Regions from separate parts of the Homo sapiens genome. Here region 2 is linked to region 1. Evidence: read pairs that join two places in POLR2A ChIA-PET (ENCODE). Cell type or tissue: MCF 10A. All regions are shown on one strand.

What was found. ChIA-PET counts read pairs that join two places held together with the same protein. Peaks named below come from ENCODE experiments on the same cell type or tissue, not always from the same donor. Only the 100,000 strongest peaks of a DNase experiment are listed, where the experiment ranks them.
Region 2: POLR2A ChIA-PET joins it to region 1 with 5 read pairs; 3 of 35 experiments call an interaction of 5 or more read pairs at or near these places.

What each region holds. Positions count from the first base shown.
Region 1 is chr17:40,487,736-40,492,735 of GRCh38, forward strand. It overlaps TNS4 (tensin 4), which reads right to left. Exons shown (of 13, transcript NM_032865.6): 3 at 811-1,234. Among named protein-coding and RNA genes, the nearest start is that of TNS4, 11 kb to the right of the region's middle. RefSeq lists an enhancer at 2,752-3,377. In MCF 10A, no CTCF peak of the experiment used is centred here; DNase peaks (open chromatin) are centred at 2,256, 2,916 and 4,006.
Region 2 is chr17:40,222,506-40,227,505 of GRCh38, forward strand. All of the region lies in intron 1 of WIPF2 (WAS/WASL interacting protein family member 2), which reads left to right. Among named protein-coding and RNA genes, the nearest start is that of WIPF2, 5.7 kb to the left of the region's middle. RefSeq lists an enhancer at 2,022-2,593. In MCF 10A, no CTCF peak of the experiment used is centred here; no DNase peak of the experiment used is centred here.

The DNA of each region.
Region 1 (5,000 bases):
TCCGTCTGCCTTCCCAGCCAGGCCGTTCTGACTGAGCTGTCGGATCAGGATCCCTTCAGGCCCCCATGACTCCCAGGAGCCCTGCAGATGGGCTGAACCTACGCTGGACCACACCGTGGCTGATGCAGAGGGAACTCCCCAGCTGCAGGAGAAGGCCAGCTTCACATCCAGCCAGACTTCTTCCTGAGCTCAGGGGCCTGTGCCAGTGGGCATGGCTGTGGAATCCCCAGCCTCTGTGCCAGGGACTGCCTTGGCCAGTGGCTTTGGAGGTGGAGTGGGAAGCAGAGTCCTGTGGTTCGGTCTTCCTGGGGCAGAATGGGTGCGCATGTGCCTGCAGTTCTGCTGTGAGGTCTATAGAGAACTGAGCTGGGATGATTGTGATTCCCAGGCAGGGCTGCCTCACTCCTTTGCTAGGTTTTGCCAGCAACAGAGGAAGGAACCTTTTTATTCCTAAATAGTTCATCTCAGGCCCCCCAATTCTATTTATAGCCCTGTGTTTTGGGGTTTAAAAAAACCTTCCTTGAGATGGGTTGTATGAGGGCTGGAAAGGATATAGATGAGCCTCATTAAGGCAACGGCTCTTTTACCAAAAGGTAGCTATAAGTCAAGACTTTTTATATTGAATTGTATTCTAAATGCTTGAGGACAGCTTGAGATCTGAAAGGCTGTAAAAGCAAACATTTGCTTCTGGTTTTGGTGCATGCCCAGATTTTGCTCAGACAGAGCAGGGTCCCTTTCAGTGATTTTAGGGGGTGCATGCGTGCGTGTGCCTGTGTGTGTGTGTGCAATGTTAGAAGCTACAGAACCTACCTTCCAAACATATAGCTGACATCAGACACTGGGCTGGCTGACAGCACAGAGATCCTGCTGCCCCGCTGTGGGGCCAGGCCTCCCAGCCGCTTCTCCAGTCTTGGAGAAGCCACCAGCGGGGAGCCCAAACCATGGGGGCTCGAGGCCTTGCTCCCCATGCAAGGGATTGAGATGCTGGGGGAATTTGGGGGTCGAGGGGAGAGACCCTCTGAGGGGGGCAGAGGGCGCTGGTGCCCCCTGCCCTGGTTCCCAGAGAAGATGAGGCTCTCACTGCTGCTTCGTGTCTCTCGGGGGACGTCTCTGGAAAGGAGGAGGCCACCACTGCGAAGGGAGCCGAAGGGCGGGGTGACAGAGGGGCTGGAGCAGTGCTGGGGGCCATCGTGGCACCTTGATCTGGCGGAGGTCACCTCGATGTACTTTATGTCTTTGGGGGAGAAAAGCAGAGCATTGGTGAAATGCAGGAGCCTGGACTCATAGAACAGAGAGGCTGGAAGTATCCTCAAGGTCATTCTGTCCCCCCTCTTTTATAGAGACGAGGACACTGAGGCCCAGAGAGGAGAGCCCAACTCCACCTTCAGGGCCCAGTTCCAGTCACCCTCCCTGTGACAACTTCCCTTGGGTGAGGAGATGCAGTAGGGGACCCAGGCCTTGGAATCAGACAGACCCAGGCTTCAGATCTGGCTCTGCCACTTATTTTCTGAGAGAGTTTGGCCAAAAGACTTCACCACCCAGGGCCTCAGTTTCCACACCTGTAAAGTGGGGCAACTGCATTCAGCCTTTTGGTGATACAAAAAGGATGAAGTGAAACTCATGTAGGCAGCACAGCACTGTTCCCGGCACAGACCAGGTGCTTAAAAACTGGGCAACTCTCTCCTTTGTCTGTGCCCTGTTCCTAGGTTGAAATGGCCACTTGATGGGTTGTACCAGTGACACTTTCTGATGCCTCTGCTACTCAGGATGTGTGAAAGTGGTTTCTCTGAGGCTGGGCGCGGTGGCTCACACCTGGAATCCCAGCACTTTGGGAGGCCTAGGCGGGTGGATCACCTGAGGTCAGGAGTTCAAGACCAGCCTGGCCAACATGGCAAACCCCATCTCTACCAAAAATACAAAAATTAGCCGGGCACCTGTAATCCCAGCTACTTGGGAGGCTGAGGTACAAGAATCGCTTGAACCCGGGAGGCAGAGGTTGCAGTGAGCCGAGATTGCGCCACTGCACTCCAGCCTGAGTGACAAGAGTGAAGCCCCATCTCCAAAAAAAAAAAAAAAAAGGAAGTGGTTTCTCTGTACCTGCAGTGAAAGCAGGGATTCTCAAGCTTGGTTACACACTAGACTCACCCCAGGCTGCGCCTTGTGCCAATTAGATTAAACTCTCCAGGGGGTGAACCCAGGCCTCAGTTTTGTTTGTTTTCCAGTTTTTCAGGTGAGTCCAGTAGACCATGAATGGCTCAGCAGGACCACATCACCTGGGCTCCACCCCTACAGAAACATAATCTGCATTTTAGCGAGGCCACCCAGGGCATGTGAATATGCAGTGGAGTCTGAGAACCCTGCTTTGGAGCAGGCACTCCCTGAGCACAGGGCTTGCTGCATTCTTGAGCTATGGATCTCCTGGGGATGGTAGCTGGTACACAGGGGTCACCCAACACACCCCAGGCTGCCGACGCGCTCCAGCGCTCTTTCCACTCCCTGGTCGGGGCATCCAGGACTCTTGGGATTCTGAGGCCTTGTTCCTCTCCCGAGGTCGGCCTTGCAGTGGGCTGCTCTGAGGTTCTCCCCAAGGTGAGGATGAACACCCTTCCTCCTGACCTGGGGGAAGGGAATTGTCCTTGGTGCTGTTCCAGCAAAGCTGGAGGAAGGTGGGGGTTAATGAGCCGCTCCTTTCTGAAGAGTGTGAGTCTTGCCTCTAGCTTCCTGGGATGGAGGCTGGGGAAATTGGGGAGAACGTGCACCCTCAGCTCCCACCTGCCTGGGGCCCTGGCACATGCACTGTTCCTCCCCATTATGACTGTGGAGCCCCAGCCTGCCCCAGCCCGCTCCTGGGTAGGGCCATCTGGCCCTGCTCACAGTTACTGCCTCTGTCTGAGCTTGCTTGGGCCACGGTGGGGGTGGGGAGTTACATCAGATGAGCAAGGGCTGGCAGCTGACTGGGACTTGCTGCTCAGCGGGTGGAGGAAGAGCCTAGCTTTGTAGCAAAACAAACCTGGGGTGAGTCCTGGCTTTGCTGCTTTTCAGCCAAGGGCATTGTGCAACTTTCCTAACCTCTCTGAGCCTCAGTTTCCTTATCTGCAAAGTGAGGATCTGAAACCAGTCTTCCAAGGTTGTGATGAGGATGAAATACAATAGCCGGGAGCCTGGCCCATGGTGAGGCTCGAGAGAGGAGCATTTCCTACCTGCCTGCTTTTTGGGGACAGTATTGGCCAAATGGAGCCCTTTTCTGGCTAAGGTGGGGATCTCTCTGCTTAGAAAGATGACTGCAAGAAGAGAGTGTTTGGGGCACTGCATTGTGGGCTCTGGAAGAAAAGAGATCTTGGAATGGGTTGGATTCTTCTGGAAGGCTGGAAAGCACAACTTCAATTTTTATAGGACTTTATAGTGTTTACACCCATAATCTCCTCTGAACCTTATAATAGCCCTTGAGCAGGGCAGGCATTATTTTTTACAGAGGAGGAAACTGAAGCTTGGAGAAGAGTGGGGATGGAGCTAACACTTAGTGTACAACGATGTTTCACAGAGACTGGTCTTTATTGAGTGCAATGTGCCAGGACCACTACGAACACATTGCTTGTATTAGCTCCTTTAACCCTCATGACAACTCTGTGGAAGTAGGGGATATTATTAATGCCCATATAACAGATGGGAAATCTGGAAGGCTCAGAAAGGTGAAGTGAGTTATCCAATGCTGCACAGCCAGGGAGTGTTGTTGAGCTCTGTTTAGGGACTGCTTCTTCCAGGATGAGGAGGGGCTCCTTGGGAACCTGCTCCAAGGCCTTGCCCTGTGAGAAGGTGCTTGGCTGCTTTGGGGAGGGTCTCTTGGCACAGTGAAGCTCTGGGCTCCCTACTCACTGGGCCATTGAAACATCCATCAGGGACCTTGCTGGGGTCACTGAGTAAGGAGAGCGGGAGGGGAGGGAGGAGCCCCGTGCTCACCTCAAGGTGGGTGTGGCTGGGGGGTGGGGTTGGGGCCTCTACCCATTGCAGGGGTGCAGTCGCTGTTTACTGGCCTGTGGGGCAAGTCTGAGCAGTGCTGGGTGGGTGCCGGCGCCAGCCCCAGGCAGGCGGGTGAGTGGAGGGAGGGCGTGTGGGTGAGGGGTGGAGAGATACTTATTAAATACCCTTCACTTGGGGCGGGTAAACAGCCTTGCCTGGCAGACATTGTTGGAAAATGAAAGTGGGGGGCCTGTTCCAAAGATGGGGTGCGGGGTGTTGGAGAGGATAAAGAAAGGGATATGGTGTTTGCTTCTAGGAACCACATTCTCTGTGGGATGGGGGCCCCCAGGGCAAGTTTAAAGGAAGGCAGGGGCAGGGAACCTGGGGAAGGTTTGTGAAGCACCCAGGAGGTCGCGCCTCAGAAGAGGAGCCTGCAGGCTGCCTCCAAACGGATGGATTCCGTGATGCCCCAGAGGGCAGAAGACTAGACTTTAGAAAGAGAGAAAGGACAGTGGCCTATGGAGCCCAGAGCCTGGGATTTGAGGCCTGACCTATCTCTCCCTGACTGTGTGACTGTGAGCCATCACGTACCCACCCCGAGCCTCAGTTTCCTCATCTGTAAAAGGAGGTTTCCACTATTTCCTTCAAAAGCCAGACACTGGGATCATGGATTACATGGAGTCTTTTTTTTTTTGAGACAGGGTCTCACTCTGTTGCCCAGGCTGGATTACAGTGGCGGGATCTTGGCTCACTGCAGACTCCACCTCCAAGGCTCAAGTGATTCTCCCACCTCAGCCTCCCAATAGTTGGGACTACAAGTTCATGCCATCACACCCAACTAATTTTTGTATTTTTAGTAGAGATGGGTTTTCGCCATGTTGGCCAGGCTGGTACATGGACTAGTTTTTTTTTTTTTTTTTTGTTTTAAGCCTGGGCTGGGTGATATGGCTCATGCCTGTAATCCCAGAACTTTGGGAGGCTGAGGAAGGAGGATTTCTTGAGGTAGCCTGGGCAACATGGTGAGACTCCATCTCTACAAAAAG
Region 2 (5,000 bases), 270 kb before region 1:
CTCAACAACAACAACAACAACAACAAAAGGAAACATGTTTTTCTGTTTCTTCCTCTTAGCCTTGCTCATGTGTGTGTGTGTTTGTGTGTGTGTGTGTGTGTCTGCGTGCCAGCCAGGGAAGAACTGGTTTTGATTTGATGCATATTCAGTTTTTTTTTTTTTTTTTTTTTTTTTTTTTTTTTGAGACAGAGTTTCGCTCCTGCTGCCCAGGCTGGAGTGGAATGGCGCAGTCTTGGCTCACTGCAACCTCCGCCTGCCGGATTCAAGCGCTTCTCCTGCCTCAGTCCCCCAAGTAACTGGTACTATAGGCATGCACCACCACGCCCAGCTAATTTTTTGTATTTTAGTAGAGATGGGGTTTCACCATGTTGGTCAGGCTGGTCTCGAACTCCTGACTTCAGGTGATCCACCCACCTCGGCCTCCCAAAGTGTTGAGATTACAGGCATGAGCTACCACACCTGGCCGCATGTTTAGTTTTTTAACTCTTATTAATGTCAACTTTTAAAAGTAAAAATTTCATATTGTGTTACATTGGTTGCCATCAAGATGAAGATAGGGAAGTTAAGAGTTGGGGAAGGTGGAGATGAATGAAGTCAATTGATGAAGACTAGTAGAATGTAGTGTTTGTTTTTTTATTTGTTTATTTATTTATTTTGAGACAGAGTCTTGCTGTATTGCCCAGGCTGGAGTGCAATGGCACAATCTTGGCTCACTGCAACCTCTGTCTCCTGGGTTCAAGCAATTCTCCTGGCTCAGCCTCCCAAGTAGCTGGGATTACAGGCATGTGCCACCTGGCTAATTTTTGTATTTTTAGTAGAGACAGGGTTTTGCCATGTTGGCCAGGCTGGTCATTTACTAATTCCACCTCACACTTGATACTAGAGTAGTGTTTACCCTAGCTGGTACTGATAAGTTATGTGATAGCACCAAGGTGAAATGCAGGAGAGGTGTGAACATTGGAGTTTTCAGGTTTTACTGATGGCTTTTACGAAGGGAAGAGATTCTAGACTCACTAGGTGTTTTTAGGAAAAAAAAAAGGCAAGAGGCAAGAGACAGAAGTCTTGTTCTGTTGAAGAGAAAATTTTTTTTTGGGTTTTTTTTTTTTTTTTTTGAGACGGAGTCTCGCTCAGTTGCCCAGGCTGGAGTGCAATGGCATGATCTCTGCTCACTGCAACCTCCACCTCCCAGGTTCAAGCGATTCTCCTGCCTCAGCCTCCTGAGTAGCTGGGTGCCATCACGCCTGGCTAATTTTTGTATTTTTGTAGAGACGAGGTTTCACTGTGTTGGTCAGGCTGGTCTCGAACTTCTGACCTTGTGATCTGCCAGTCTCGGCCTCCCAAAGTGCTGGGATTACAGGCGTGAGCCACCGCGCCCGGCCCGAGAAAATTATTAAATGTTCTTTCTTTACTTGTGTTCTCTGATTGGGAGAGTAACCTGGTATATGTTAGTCTGTTTTCCTGCTCTGAAATAACTGTGAAATTCATGGGCTCTTGGTTCAGGCAGCTTCAGCAAACATAGTCTTCTTACAACCCCAGGAAGAGTTGCAGGCTACAAAATATATGTACTTATTTGGGAGTAAAAACCTGCTTAATATTATGCTATTGCAACCTACAGTGTACCTTTTTGGTTTGTTTTTTAAGGGGATTTTGAGATAACATATGGAGGCTCGGTGCTCCTGGGCGGACTTTTGGTACAGCCTGCTTATTTTTTTTTTCTTTTCTTTTCTTTTTTTTTTTTTTTTTTGAGACGGAGTCTCACTTTGTCCCCCAGGCTGGAGTGCAGTGGCGCAATCTCGGCTCACTGCAAGCTCCGCCTCCCAGGTTCACGCCATTCTCCTGCCTCAGCCTCCTGAGGAGCTGGACTACAGGCGCCTGCCACCACGCCCGGCTGATTTTTTGTATTTTTTTTTTTTTTTTTTTTGTAGTAGAGACGGGGTTTCAACTTGTTAGCGAGGATGTCTTGATCTCCTGACCTTGTGATCCACCCGCCTCGGCCTCCCAAAGTGCTGAAATTACGGGCGTGAGCCACCGCGCCCGGCCCAGCCTGCTTCTTTAACATAATGATTTTCCATTTTTCCTATCCTGTCACAGTTTTCCGTTGCTCTGCTTGAGCCAGTCCTATGTAGAAAGTGGCAAATTACACATTTTTTCTCCCCTTTTAGTCTCTGGTGGACATCTTGTCTGTGTCACAGTTTGATACTACCAAATTGAAAGGATTCTTCACTGCTTCAGATGGGGAGGGTGACAGAAGCTGAGCTGTTTCCTGGGTCAGATAATGGCCTCTGTCAAAGCAAAGAATAGTTGTAGAGACACAAACTGGGCCCTTGAAGCTGTGACTAACATTTTGGCAACATGCATCCCTTTGCCAAATAACTTCTTTTCTTCTTGAGTGTGATTGTTGATCTCCTTCTCAAAGTAGGCTCTTGTTGCTACTATTCTTCACACAACTCCCAAGCAAAAGTTGGCAGAGTTCCGGTTGACTGACTGTGTCTTGAGGGATATGCCCCGGATTAGAGTGGATGGGGCGTTCCATGTCAAAATGAGGTTCATTGGCAGATCCTGAGAGCTGCTTTGCAAAGAAATAGAGGCAGTACTCTTTACTGAATGTTCTTGCGGTCCTTTATCTTTCTTCTAAATTCAAGTCTGTTTCTTATTCATCTAGTGATTAAATGCAGAATCATTGCCTTTGCCTAGCTTCGTGGGCATTGTGGAAGAGAAGACAGTATTTCCAACTTTTTTTTTTTTTTTCTTTTCTCACAAGCCATTGAGCCTGAGGAACTACAGGCTAAATTTATGAGCATTTCTTGATATCTACAGAGGGCTACTAAAAAAAAAATGCTGAATAGACCTTTATGGGGAACAACAATGTTAATAGGAAAAAAAGGTGATATGTTTGCTAATGTCTATGTCAGTCTTAACTCTCTTTAAGATTTTGGCTCATTTTGGCTTAAGAGCCTGCAGAAGTATGTAAGTTATCAAATAGGGGAGCCAGGAATTGGTTTCTTCCTTGCCATTTAAGCTTGGCAAAGTTAGAGCAATTTGGAATGGCTATCCAACAATGTGTTCTACTTAGTAAATACTCTCTTGTTTTTCAGGGGATAGTTAGCTAAAGGTAGGGTTATCTCCAATATGTTTTGGGATGGATCGTGAAGATCATTCCCTTTTTATTTTGAGACAGGATCTCTCTCTCTTGCCCAGGCTGGAGTGTGGCGGCGTGATCTGTAGCCTCGACCTCCCCAGGCTCAGGCTCAGGTGTTCTTCCCACTTCAGCCTCCTGTGTAGCTGGGACTACAGGCGCACGCCACTATGCCTCACTAATTTTTATTTTTTGTAGAGATGGGGTTTCGCCATGTTGCCCAGCCTGGTCTTGAACTTTTGCCGGCCTCCCAAAGTGCTGGGATTATAGGTGTGAGCCACCAGGCTCAGCCATTATAATTGATTTTCAAAAAAAATTTAGTTTCTTAAGCTTCATGGATTCAAATTGAGTGCCATTTGGATTTTGAGGCCCCTCAGTGGAAATAATTTGTTTTTAGCAAGTAATTATGATATTTCTAAAGTGCAAATTCACTGACCTACTTTCTGTGCTTCTGGAAATGCTGAATCGAATAATCTTTTTTTTTCCTCCCAATAATCCCTCTGACTGTGAAAACATTCTCCATATGTATTCAGATTGGGATAGTTGGTAAAAAAAAAAAAAAAAAAATTTTTTTTTTTTTGAGATGGAGTCTCGTTCTGTCGGCCAGTCTGGAGTGCAGTGGTGCGATCCCAGCTCACTGCAACCTCCACCTCCCGGGTTCATGCGATTATCCTGCCTCAGCCTCCCGAGTAGCTGGGATTACAGGCGCACACCACCACACCCGGCTAATTTAATTTTTTTTTTTTTGTATTTTTAGTAGAGACGGGATTTCACTATGTTGGCCAGACTGGTCTCGAACTCCTGACCTCGCGATCCGCCCACCTTGGCCTCCCAAAGTGCTGGGATTACAGGCATGAGCCACTGTGCCCGGCCTTTGGAATTTTCTTCTAAGGTAGTACACTAGTATGAGATGCGATGTCTGAGATTTGTGGATAAGTGGACTTTTCCTTCTTCCATTCCTGCCCTCCCAGTGCTCACCTAGTAGGGAGGATGTTTATTATCTAAGATCCAGATGTGAGACATTTAAACTGCTTCTTTCCTTGTCTTAGAAATAAGAACAGAACTGTTTTTAGCAAATTTTATTTTTTTAATTTTTTAAATTTATTATTATTATTTTTGAGACTGAGTCTTGCTCTGTTGCCCAGGCTGGAGTGCAATGGCACAATCTCGGCTCACTGCAGCCTCTGCCTCCTGAGTTCAAGCGATTCTGCTGCCTTAGCCTCCTGAGTAGCTGAGATTACAGGTGCACGCCACCATGCCCAACTAATTTTTGTATTTTTTAGTAGAGGTGGGGTTTCACCTTGTTGCCCAGGCTGGTCTTGAACTCCTGACCTAGTGATCTTTCCGCCTCAGCCTCCCAAAGTGCTGGGATTACAGGCGTGAGCCACCACGCCCAGCCTATTTATTTATTTTTTTTTGAGACAGAGTTTCACTGTGTCAGCCAGGCTGGAGTGGAGTGGCAAGATCTGGGCTCACTGCAAGCTCTGCCTCCCAGGCTCAAGCAATCTCCTGCCTCACCGTGTCAAGTAGCTGAGATTACAGGTGTGTGCCACCACGTCCAGCTAATTTTTGTATTTTTAGTAGAGACGGGGTTTCACCATGTTGGCCAGGCTGGTCTCAAACTCCTGACCTCGTGATCTGCCTGCCTCGGCCTTCCAAAGTGCTGGGATTACAGGTGTGAGTCACTGCTCCTGGCCACAAATGTTATATTTTAAATAAATAATACAAAATTTAAAAGATAAAAAAGTATATAAGCAGGATGGTGGCCATGGAAGTCAGAATCCACTAAGGAGTATGTATCAACTCACCTGCCAAGAAAAAGAAAGTATATAGTGAATACCCTTGGAAACATCTATGTTTGTCT